Linked DNA regions of Homo sapiens: region 2 is linked to region 1. Evidence: chromatin loops called from intact Hi-C (ENCODE). Cell type or tissue: sigmoid colon. All regions are shown on one strand.

Region 1 (5,000 bases):
TCCCTGGAATTTCTTCCTAGCTTGCTGCAGGAGTGGCCCACGGTTGGAATTATGCCATTCTCCAAAGGCTCTAGGATCAAACAAGCTAGCACGGAATCCAGGGCTGGCTATTGGCGACCTGGTCTCTTTCCCCAACACCTTGAACTTCAAGTCTTCCATTCCTACACTATCCTGCACCTGCACTTCTGTACATCCCTATGCCTTAGCACTGACCTTCACCTGGAGTATCTCAACCCGCCACTGCCTTCTCTACCTGGCTCCCTCCTATACCTCCCTAACAATGCAACTCAGGTGTCAACAACTCCAAAAGACTTTCCAACACTCTCATCTGGATGAGATGCCTTTCGTTCATTCATTCATTCATTCGTTTACTTCAGTAGGCATTTAATTGATTTTCCATTTGTCAAGCTGTTAGCTAGGTACCAGGGATACCAAGATGAACTGAACACAAGTCATTGCCCTCTAGGGACTCACTATCCAAGTATTTGTTATTTAAAATATAGTCCTGAACCAGCACCATTAGCATCACCAGGGAGCTTGTTAAAAATACAGAGACACCAGCCCAGACCAGCTGAATCTGCATTTGGAAAAGAGCCCCAAGTGGTTCATGTGCCTGATAAAGCTTGAGAAGCATTGGTCTGGGTGGTATGTAAACAGAGAAATATGACAAATGAGGTTAAGTGCAAAATCAAGGCAATATATGCAGGGTGCTCTAAGCAGATCATGAGAGAGAGGTAACAACTGAATATAAAGGGAGGCTGGAGGGTCTGGATAGGTGAGCTCAAGACAGAAAGCAGAGTTGGAATTGTGGGGAAGGGGATTTCCAGGCAGAGAGTACAGCTTGGGCAAAGGCATGGAGGGGAGAAAATGTGTATGATAGGTGGGAGTGAAGGGTCCACTGGCTGCTAAATGTGAGGTCTGGCAGACACAGGACGGTGAGAGAAAAAGCACACATCCAGCTTTACTTCCTAAAATTTCACCCTAGACCCATGGCTATCCTTTCAGCCACCCACAGTGAATGCCAGGTCATGAAGCTTGGATGTGCACCTTAAGAGTGGAGTGACACCATGTGCATTTCAAAGGCAGCAATGAAACTGGATTTAAGTTCGAGGAGCCTGCAGCCTGGGAACCTGGCTAGGGGACACAAGTGTGCAGACCAGAGGTGACACCAAACCAAACCAGAGCAGAGGCACCCTGGGTGAGAGGAGAGCGCAGACTCCAGAGATATTGGGGAGGTCAAATTGACAGGACTGAATGTGTGGAAGATGCAAAGAGAGGAGCAGGAGTAATTCTCAGCATCCTGTCCTGGGTTGGTGAAAGTACAAACCAACCAAGGTGGGAGCAGCGGAAGGAAGAACCAGCTAAAGTTAAAAAGCACTGGTATTGACTGAGCACCGGATCTGTGTTGGGCACCACACAGATTGCTTTGTGTAAATTTCCTCAATTAATCCTCACTGGGCAATCCTCAAAGCAGGTACTATTATGGTTCTCAGTTTGCAGAGGAGGACACTGAAGGCACAGAGGGCAATTACTTGTCCAGGGTCACACAGGGAGGGAGAAGGAGAGCTGGGATCTGAGCTCAGGCTATACCCACTTTGGACACCCCACCTGAGGTCACCCCACTTCACAGACTGGCTTTGGACATGCTGAGAGTCAAGGACATGCCAGATTTCCAGTGGAGAAGAATAAGTGAGACAGGCGCTCAGGTGAGCCACTGGGCAGGGTGTCAGCCCTCAGAGGTAGCCAGAGCCCTTGAGTGGATGAGATGATGCAGGAGTAAGGGGCACCAGGACTGGTGGGCAGTGGGTGACACTAACATCCACATAGCTCCCCACTGCCTCTTGGGCTGCCACTCGCTAGTTTAGCCAGAGCCTGACATCATGCAGACACCCAGAAGCTTCAGGAACTGGCCTCTCCCTCAGTGAACCAGGCGTCCCCACCAGGCCAGAGGCTGAGAGGAACAATATCAGAGAGGGGAGACAGATGTGCCAGAGCCAGGCAGGAGCCAGCTTCAGGGGCACCTTAAAGTAGAGGAACCCTGCTCCCCCTCCCACACTTCAGCTACAGTGATTGCAACCCCATCTGCACTTTCCAACTAGGTGGTAATATCATTACTCCCAAGCCGCCATCTTCTCAACTATAAGATGGAAGCACTAGCGCTCTGCTCTCGGAGCTGTCAGCAGAACCACACGTGGTTCTGCTGTGGTGAACCACGTCCTTGCGTGAAGAGGGTACTTTGCAGACTGCAGAGGGATTCCTTATGGCTGGCAGCACCCCCCCCCCCAACATCATACAGTGGAGAGGATCTCCTTGCTGTGGACATCAGGGCTAAAGCTAGTTAGCCCAGCTCCAAAGTCAGGGCTAGGGCTGAGGCTCCACGTGGGAAATCCTGGCTAGGGAAGAAGGAACCAGCATGGGGAGGGGGCCTTTGGGTGGAGGTAGGGGAACTTTAATCACAGACTGAGGGATACCCTGCAGCTCAGCCCCAGCGCATTGTGATAAGCTGGGAGTATGCCTTAATTTTCCCGAGCTTCTGATTTTGCAAAAGAAGCCAGAAATCCAGATCTATAGGTGAAATCTCCAGGTTTTTTATGTAGTTTCTCAAACGCAACTAATTTATAAGTAGTGTAAACACTGGGGAAGAGGGGTACCTAGTCCACACTAGATCCTGTCTCAGATCTAAATTAGGCGCTTTGTCCCTCCCTCAACCTTTGGCAAGAACAAGGGCATCACTTGCTGTGCCTGTGAGTGTATATATAGACATGCCCATGGGTGTTCCTATATTTGAGTGTGTAAGCAGTGCATGGCTGCGCGAGTCCACACGTGATGCGTGTACCTATGTGAACACACTCAAAGACATTTTGGAGGTAAGTCTGTGGGCGAGCACGGCCCCCACGTATGCGTCTGTGAACACGCATGAACAAGCACAGGTGTACAATGCATGACAGCACGTGTGACCGTGGGTTCGTGCACCTGCGAGTTAATGCACATGCATATAGGCTCCGGTATGGGCCGGTGTTTGCAGCCGCTAGTGAGGCCGTCCGGGGGCAGGGAGGCATGACTGTTCCCTGCACTGCCCCTGGCGGGGAGCCGCGTCCTCGCGGGCTGGCTGCCAAGGGAGCGCTCTGGAGGACGCGCATGCGCGATGGTGGGGCGGGGCGGGGCGGCCCGGCCGGCTGGAGGTCGGGCGGCCTCTGCCCTTCGGAAACCAGGGCATCGATCCTGCCCGCCCCGCGCCCCCGCGCTGGCCCACAGAGCGGAGGGAAGGGGAGGGGAGAAGAGTGGGGAGGAGGCGGCGCGGCAGCTGCGCCCCGGGCGCTGCGGGAGGGAGGAGCGCGGCGCGCAGCCGCGGCCATTAGTCACCAGATGTCACCTTCTGCTGCCAAGGCGGCGCCTGGCGCAGACAATGGCCGCGCGGGCCGAGGGGCGGGCCGTGCCGGCCCCAAAGCCGCGTCTCTGCTGACACCTACAGCCCCGCTCCACTTTCCGCCGCCCCTCTGGGCCCCTTTGCCCAGGGCCTTTCCCGCCGCCGCGCCTGGCCAGCACCAACTTCCCCACGTCCCTTCCCCCAAGTCCGCGTAACGCCTCATCTCTCAGGGCACAGCGCAGGTGTCACCGCCTGCATTTCCTGGCTGTCCTCCCTGCCCCTCCTCCCATTCTCATAGCCTCTTCTTCCAACTCGGATACCCAAGAGGGGCTCCCCTGCTTCCCCAGACTGGGCTGTATGAGATCCGCAGGGACCTTGCTTTCTTCTTGTGCACCTGGCACTATGCCTGACACTCAAGGCTGGTGCCTGGGGTGGCACTGGTGCCTTCCAATTTGCAGGGGAATCACGCTAGATGTTGAAGTTCATTGCCACCCACACATAGCTGCACTTGACCCCATGCTGAGATAAAAGCCCTTCACCCTAGAAATCCAACAAGGATCACTGAGCTTTTCCCTGGGTACAGATATCCCCCCAAAATATAAGTGGGAAAATGAGTGCCCTAAGTGTGGCAGATTTTTACAGCTCATTTTTAAAATGTCCCCCACCACAGTGCTTTGAGTCCACAGCCACAGCTCGCATGCAGCATTGGGACCACCAAATGTGGAGGATGAAGATGTGCAGGACCAGGAGTTCCTCCTTGGACCTCAGGACCCTAAGCTAGGAGTCGTCAACTTTTTCTCTAAAAGGCCAGGAAGTAAATATGTTAGGCTTTGCCCAGCCATGTATATTTCTGCCACATAATCTTTGAGTTTTGTTTTTACAACCCTTTAAAAATGTAGAAATCATTCTCAGCTCAGGGACCATGCAAAGGCAGGCAGAGGGCAGTATTTGGCCCTAGTTTGCCTCACCTGTCCAAGACCCGCAGAACACCAGTAGCCAGAGAAGCAAGATCACACGGAAGCACACTAGGGTCAACATCAGTGTCAGAGAAACCTGAGCTGGAATCCTAGGTCACCCTGGGCAGCCGGTGATGCTTGGTAAATCGTGCCACCGCGCAAGCTTAGGGGTAAATGGGAACATCATTAGAACCTACCTTGCAGGTTTGCAGGAAGAATTTCGAGCACAGTGCCTGGGTGGGTGCTCACTGTTTTTGTCCCTCTGTCACTCAGCGTGTATGTGTCTGTGCACACACACACGCCTCTGGCAAGAAGAGGCTGACCCATGATCTCTGGAGATGCTGCCACAAGATAAGGAAGTCTTCCAAGCCAGACAGATTGAAACTGAAATCTTGGCTCTGCCCTTGCCTGGCTGTGTGACCTCCAGCAAAATACTGAACCTTCCTGAGCCTCAGTTTCCCCATTTAAAACCAATAGAATATCAGTACCAACTTAGTCGCAGCATGCCCATCGTGACTTATCGAAGTTACCTGTGAAGGCACTGAACACAGTGCTTGACACGTAAGAAGATGGGCAGAAGGGGTGGCTCACTGTGGCTGTTGTGGTGTTAGCCTCCGTGGTGGGAAGGCAGGCTCCTCCAGGAGAGGGACTGCTCGTTCTGGCACTCCCGAAGGGCT
Region 2 (5,000 bases), 890 kb before region 1:
CGCTTGTTGAGGGACCCAACACCATTGCCTGGCCCCAGCCTTTGGAAGAAAGTCCTGTTCCTCCTCCAATTGCTTTAAAGGATGTGTAGCTCTTGGTGCAATTCTCATTGCTCCATGTGTGTCTGAACAGGTAATTCATTTGCATGGTTCAAAAATCAGAAAGTCCACAAAGATATCGAGTCCTGGGTCCAGACCCCGTCCCCAGTCCCCTGGTGCCCTTTCTAGGAGAACCAGTGCCATCAGTCCCCCTTCTGGAGAGTCTCATCTAGAAGCAAATATCTACACACACTATTTCTTGCCACATTTTTAAAAACATAAAATAATAACATTCTATACACATTATTTGGATGTTGCTTTCTTTTCCCCCCTCTTGATGATACATCTCAAAGTTTATTCCACATCAAGACACAAAGAACTTTTTTTTTTTGAGATGGAGTTTCACTTTGTCGCCCAGGCTGGAGTGCAGTGGCGCAATCTTGGCTCACTGTAACCTCTGCCTCCCAGGTTCAAGCGATTCTCCAGCCTCAGCATCCCAAGTAGCTGGGGCCACAGGTGCTGCCACTATGCCTGGCTAATTTTTTGTATTTTTAGCAGAGACGGGGTTTCACTGTGTTAGCCAGGATGGTCTCAATCTCCTGATCTCGTGATTCCCCTGCCTCGGCCTCCCAAAGTGCTGAGATTACAGGTGTGAGCCACCACGCCTGGCCACCTTTTCATTTTTTAATGGCCGCACAGTATTCCTAGGTATGATGAAGCATTATCCAACTAACATCTGCCCATCGCCCCCTGCCAGGTGCTGTTCTAAGGCTTGAGCCCTCAGACAAGGCCCCTCTGCTCTGGGGGCTCACACTCCAGCCTGAAACGAGGGACCCTGAAGCTTTTTCCAATTTTTTTTTTTTTGAGACTGAGTCTCGCTCTGTTGCCCAGGCGGAGTGCAATGGCGTGATCTTGGCTCACTGCAGCCTCCGCCTCCCAGGTTCAAGTGATTCTCCTGCCTTAGCTTCCCAAGTAGCTGGGATTACAGGCGCCTGCCACCACGCCTGGCTAATTTTTATATTTTTAATAGAGATGGGGTTTCACCATACTGGCCAGGCTGGTCTCGAACTCCCGACCTCAGGCAATCTGCCCACCTCGGCCCCCCAAAGTGCTGGGATTACAGGCGTGAGCGACTGCGCCCGGCTCCAAATTTTTATCATTGCAGTGCTGCAGGAATAACCGTTCACATCGGCACATCACACGTGTGTGAATTAGTCTAGAGAACATAGGCTCAGAAGTGGAGTTGCTGGGTCATCTGGGAATTTGTATTTTTGATAAGTGCTTTCTGGAGCTCTACAGCAAGAAGGGGAAAGTGGGGGTTGTACCCATATTTATTTCTTCCACCCTCACCCTGCCAACCATCCCTCCATTCATCCCACCCACCACCTATCACACATGTCACACCCTGAAGCCCAATTTCTCCACCCATCATTTATCTATCGAAATACCTGCCTGGGGAAGGAGGAGGGGGGTGAGGGAGCATCCAAAAAGAAAATTTAAAAATAAATAAGTAACAATAATAAAAACAAATGCCCGCCTGTTCACCTGTCTACTCATCCACTCAAACATCTTTAGTCTCCACTTGCTCATCTGTACATGCTTCTTCTCTCCAAGAAATGCTTTTTTGTTTGTTTGTTTGTTTTTGAGACAGAGTCTGTCGCCCAGGCTGGAGTGCAGTGGCGTGATCTCCACTCACTGCAAGCTCTGCCTCCCGGGTTCACGCCATTCTCCTGCCTCAGCCTCCCGAGTAGCTGGGACTACAGGCGCCCACCACCACGTCCGGCTAGTTTTTTGTATTTTTAGTAGAGATGGGGTTTCACCATGTTAGCCAGGATGGTCTCGATCTCTTGATCTCGTGATCCACCCATCTCAGCCTCCAAAAGTGCTGGGATTACAGGCGTGAGCCACCACACCTGGCCAAAATGCTTTTTAATAACGACACTGTGCGGGGTCCTAGGCCAGATGGGTTGGGCGTGCGGAGATTAAAATGAAATCATTTTCTTGTGTTCAAGGAACTCTTGGTCCAAGCCCACATTTACCTACTAGATGACCATGTGCTGAGCTCCTCCTATGAGTCAGGTACTGGTCCAGGCACAGCACAGATAAGAAAATGTAGTTACATCCCCATTTTACAGATGAAGAAACTAAGGCTTGGAGGTTACAGCTTGTTGGATAGGAGCCAGCTCTAGAATCCTGGCTTTCCCTTTACAGTTTTTACTCTTGAACAGGTCCTGGGGAGGGGACAGGGTACAGGTGTGTGTGTGTGTGTGTGTGTGTGTGTGTGTATGTGTGTGTGTGTGTATGGTCTGGGTTGGCAGGGGCGTAATCAGGGCAGCTCCGCTTGCTACTTCTGTAGGTCACCCAAGCGGGAGCTGTATTTGTCCTCCTGAGTTTACCCACACAGACCCTCAGCCAGCATCCACATGACAAAGGCTCCTGGGGTCAGGGACAAACCATGGTGTGGAAGACAAGGACACAGAGAGCCCAGAGCAGGAGCAAGACAGTGCCACCTTCAGCAAGGCCATCTCAGTTCCTGGTGCCAGGCCCCATCAGAGCCAAAGGACCCTGGTGGTCTCCCAGGCACCATGTGATACCCATGCGGCAGTGAAGGCCTGGGTCCCACGTGGGGGCATGGGTGAACACTGGTAGCCAGGGTTCCAATAGAGAATTCAACTTTCACAGCCAGCCAGGACAGGGAGACCCATCCCACAAAGGCCTGGGTTGGCTCAGCTCCTAGCTGGAGGAGACAGAAGAGAAGTACAAAGAAACCTCATGCCCGGCAGGCCTTCATCCTGCTGTCGGCAGGCCACTGCCCACCAGGACAAAGGGCCACCGGTGGCCCAGGCAGCCAGCAGGGGGCGCTGTTGACAAACCTAAGTGACCTGGGGGCCAGACCTGCACACTGTGGAGGTTCCAGGTGTGCTTCCAGGCCCTCCGTCCTCTCCCTCACTCCAGTGAGCACCCAGGTGTCCCCAGCCAGGATGGACTTCGAGTGGGCTTCTCTGGTTTCCTGGCCTTGGTTTCCCCATCTGCAGAACAGGATGCTGCAGAGGGGCAAGTCAGTGACCCATAAGGGTCTACCTCTCAAGAGGAACTTTCTCCTGACATTGTGTCCGGGGGCAGAGCCCGGTGGGCCTTGATAAATGCTTGTTGCCTGGAAGCCCCAAGCAGGCACAGGAGCTTAGATCCACCCAGCTGGCGACCACAGGGCTCAGAGGCAGTTCTTTTCTGTTTAGTCATAGCGGGGGCCCAGGTCCTGCTTTAAGAAGTTAACAGCAAACTGGGAGATGGGACTGTCCACCTTCGGGCTGGCCCCACGTGGGGTCACGGGCAGTCTTGTCTGGAGGCCGGCGGCTGGACTGAACTGGCTTCTGGACAGAAAGATTCCTGGAATATTAAGGGCCGAAGGTGCTTTCAGGTCCCCTATCTACCCGCTCTGCCTCAACTGGTTTTACTCTGAGGAGCCTGGGGCCCATCAGTGTTTTGTTCAAGGCCAAGGGGCACTGGGCTGGGTCCAGGTCCCAGGGGGGCTTTGCTCCCAGGCAGGGCTGCAGCTCACAGGAACCGAGGGGTGAGTGTCTGGGCTTGCAACACCTGTGAGACCCAAGGGTGGGTAGATGGATGGCAGGAGGGACATCGCAGACCACAGGGACAGCGCTGTGTCCTGTGTTTCTTAATAAAAGAACAAATGGCTAGCGGATTATGGAGGCACCTACAGGTGAGGTGACATTTTTAAACTGTTGAGGTCAATGATGGAGAACTGCGGTTACTAACCCCAGGAATGGAGGAGATGGAGGCTCCAGTCTCTGGAGTAAAAGGGTCAAAGGCCTAGAGAGCAAAGGGTCTCAGGCATAAAGAGAGGAAGGGTGCGCTGAGGGAGGCATGCAAGAGACAGCTTGTTGAGGGGCAGGCTGGGATCTTCCATTTGTTCTACACCTGCTATGTTCAGGCACCAGGCCAGGCCCTATGCAGTGCTAATTTTCTTCATCCTTAAAAGGCTCAGAGAGGTGAAGCAAATTGCCCAAGGTGACACAGCCGGAAAGCTGCTGGGCTGAGATTCAAACCCTCTACCTTTCCAGCTGTTAATGTGCTGTTCTTTGCACTCCCCATGACTGGCAGTCAGAGCTTCCTGGTAGTCCCCACCTCCGGCTGTGACTGGGCCCCAGGAGATGACCTTCTTGTTCCACCCAACCTGCCCAAATCCAGTCACTTACATCACTGGGCTCCCTGCACACCGGCCACCTTTGGGAGGTGACACGCACCTGGTGGCCAGCAGAGGTCGCCCTTCGCCACAAGAGCGCCACTCAGCTGGGCCGCTGCCTCCGCCTCCGGGCTCCTGGACTCCTTTAAGCCTTTACAAGTCGCTACAAATCCTCCGTGGCTGCAGCTCTATAGCCGGAGAGGCCGGGCTCCCGCCCAACAGATCACTGTCGGCCTGGCCCCAGGTGCACCCGTGGCCTCAGCCCTTCCTACTGCCCCTGAATGGGGGGTGAGACCAAGCAGGCTACCCCCATCCCGGCTCAGGACCCCCGCCATGTCTCCTGGTCAGAGCAGCCAGGAGCCATGCAAAGCTAATCAGCATGGGGGATCAGGACCCTGCTTTGCTGAGTGAATAGGGCAGAGAGCTGGACCTCCATTTCGCTGTCTGCAAAGCACAGGATCGGGCTGGCCAGCCTTTGGCAGCCTGTCAAATACCAGCCTCTTAGGATTCCCTGTGAGGAGCTCCGGCTGTTCAGAAAACACCATCCCCACAAGAGGAGAATGCCTGCTTTTGAAGCTGCAAAGCCTGTCCCAAGGCAGGTCCATGGGGAGGCTGAAGGCCCGGCAGCCCCGGGAGCTGTTCTTCCAGGGCAGCCCAAGGCCAAGACGCTGCCCCTTTCACAGCTCTGTGCTTCTTCTTGCACCTTACGCTTGGCTGGGCTTAGTTGGGCAAATGGAAGTTTTTGGATGGTAACATGGGGTCA

What was found. Peaks named below come from ENCODE experiments on the same cell type or tissue, not always from the same donor. Only the 100,000 strongest peaks of a DNase experiment are listed, where the experiment ranks them.
Region 2: it touches region 1 in a loop (5-fold over the local background); 53 of 110 quality-filtered maps call a loop at or near these places.

Annotation. Positions count from the first base shown.
Region 1 is chr10:78,301,642-78,306,641 of GRCh38, reverse strand. It overlaps LOC124902468 (a long non-coding RNA gene), which reads right to left and starts at 4,629. Exons shown (of 2, transcript XR_007062212.1): 1 at 4,521-4,629. RefSeq lists a silencer at 2,977-3,586. In sigmoid colon, a CTCF peak has its summit at 3,096; a DNase peak (open chromatin) is centred at 3,261; H3K4me3 peaks cover 1,237 bases; H3K27ac peaks cover 1,768 bases.
Region 2 is chr10:79,194,933-79,199,932 of GRCh38, reverse strand. All of the region lies in intron 4 of ZMIZ1 (zinc finger MIZ-type containing 1), which reads right to left. Among named protein-coding and RNA genes, the nearest start is that of ZMIZ1, 130 kb to the right of the region's middle. RefSeq lists an enhancer at 4,039-4,128. In sigmoid colon, CTCF peaks have their summits at 2,891 (motif pointing right), 4,101 and 4,304 (motif pointing right); DNase peaks (open chromatin) are centred at 2,882, 4,362 and 4,702; H3K27ac peaks cover 333 bases.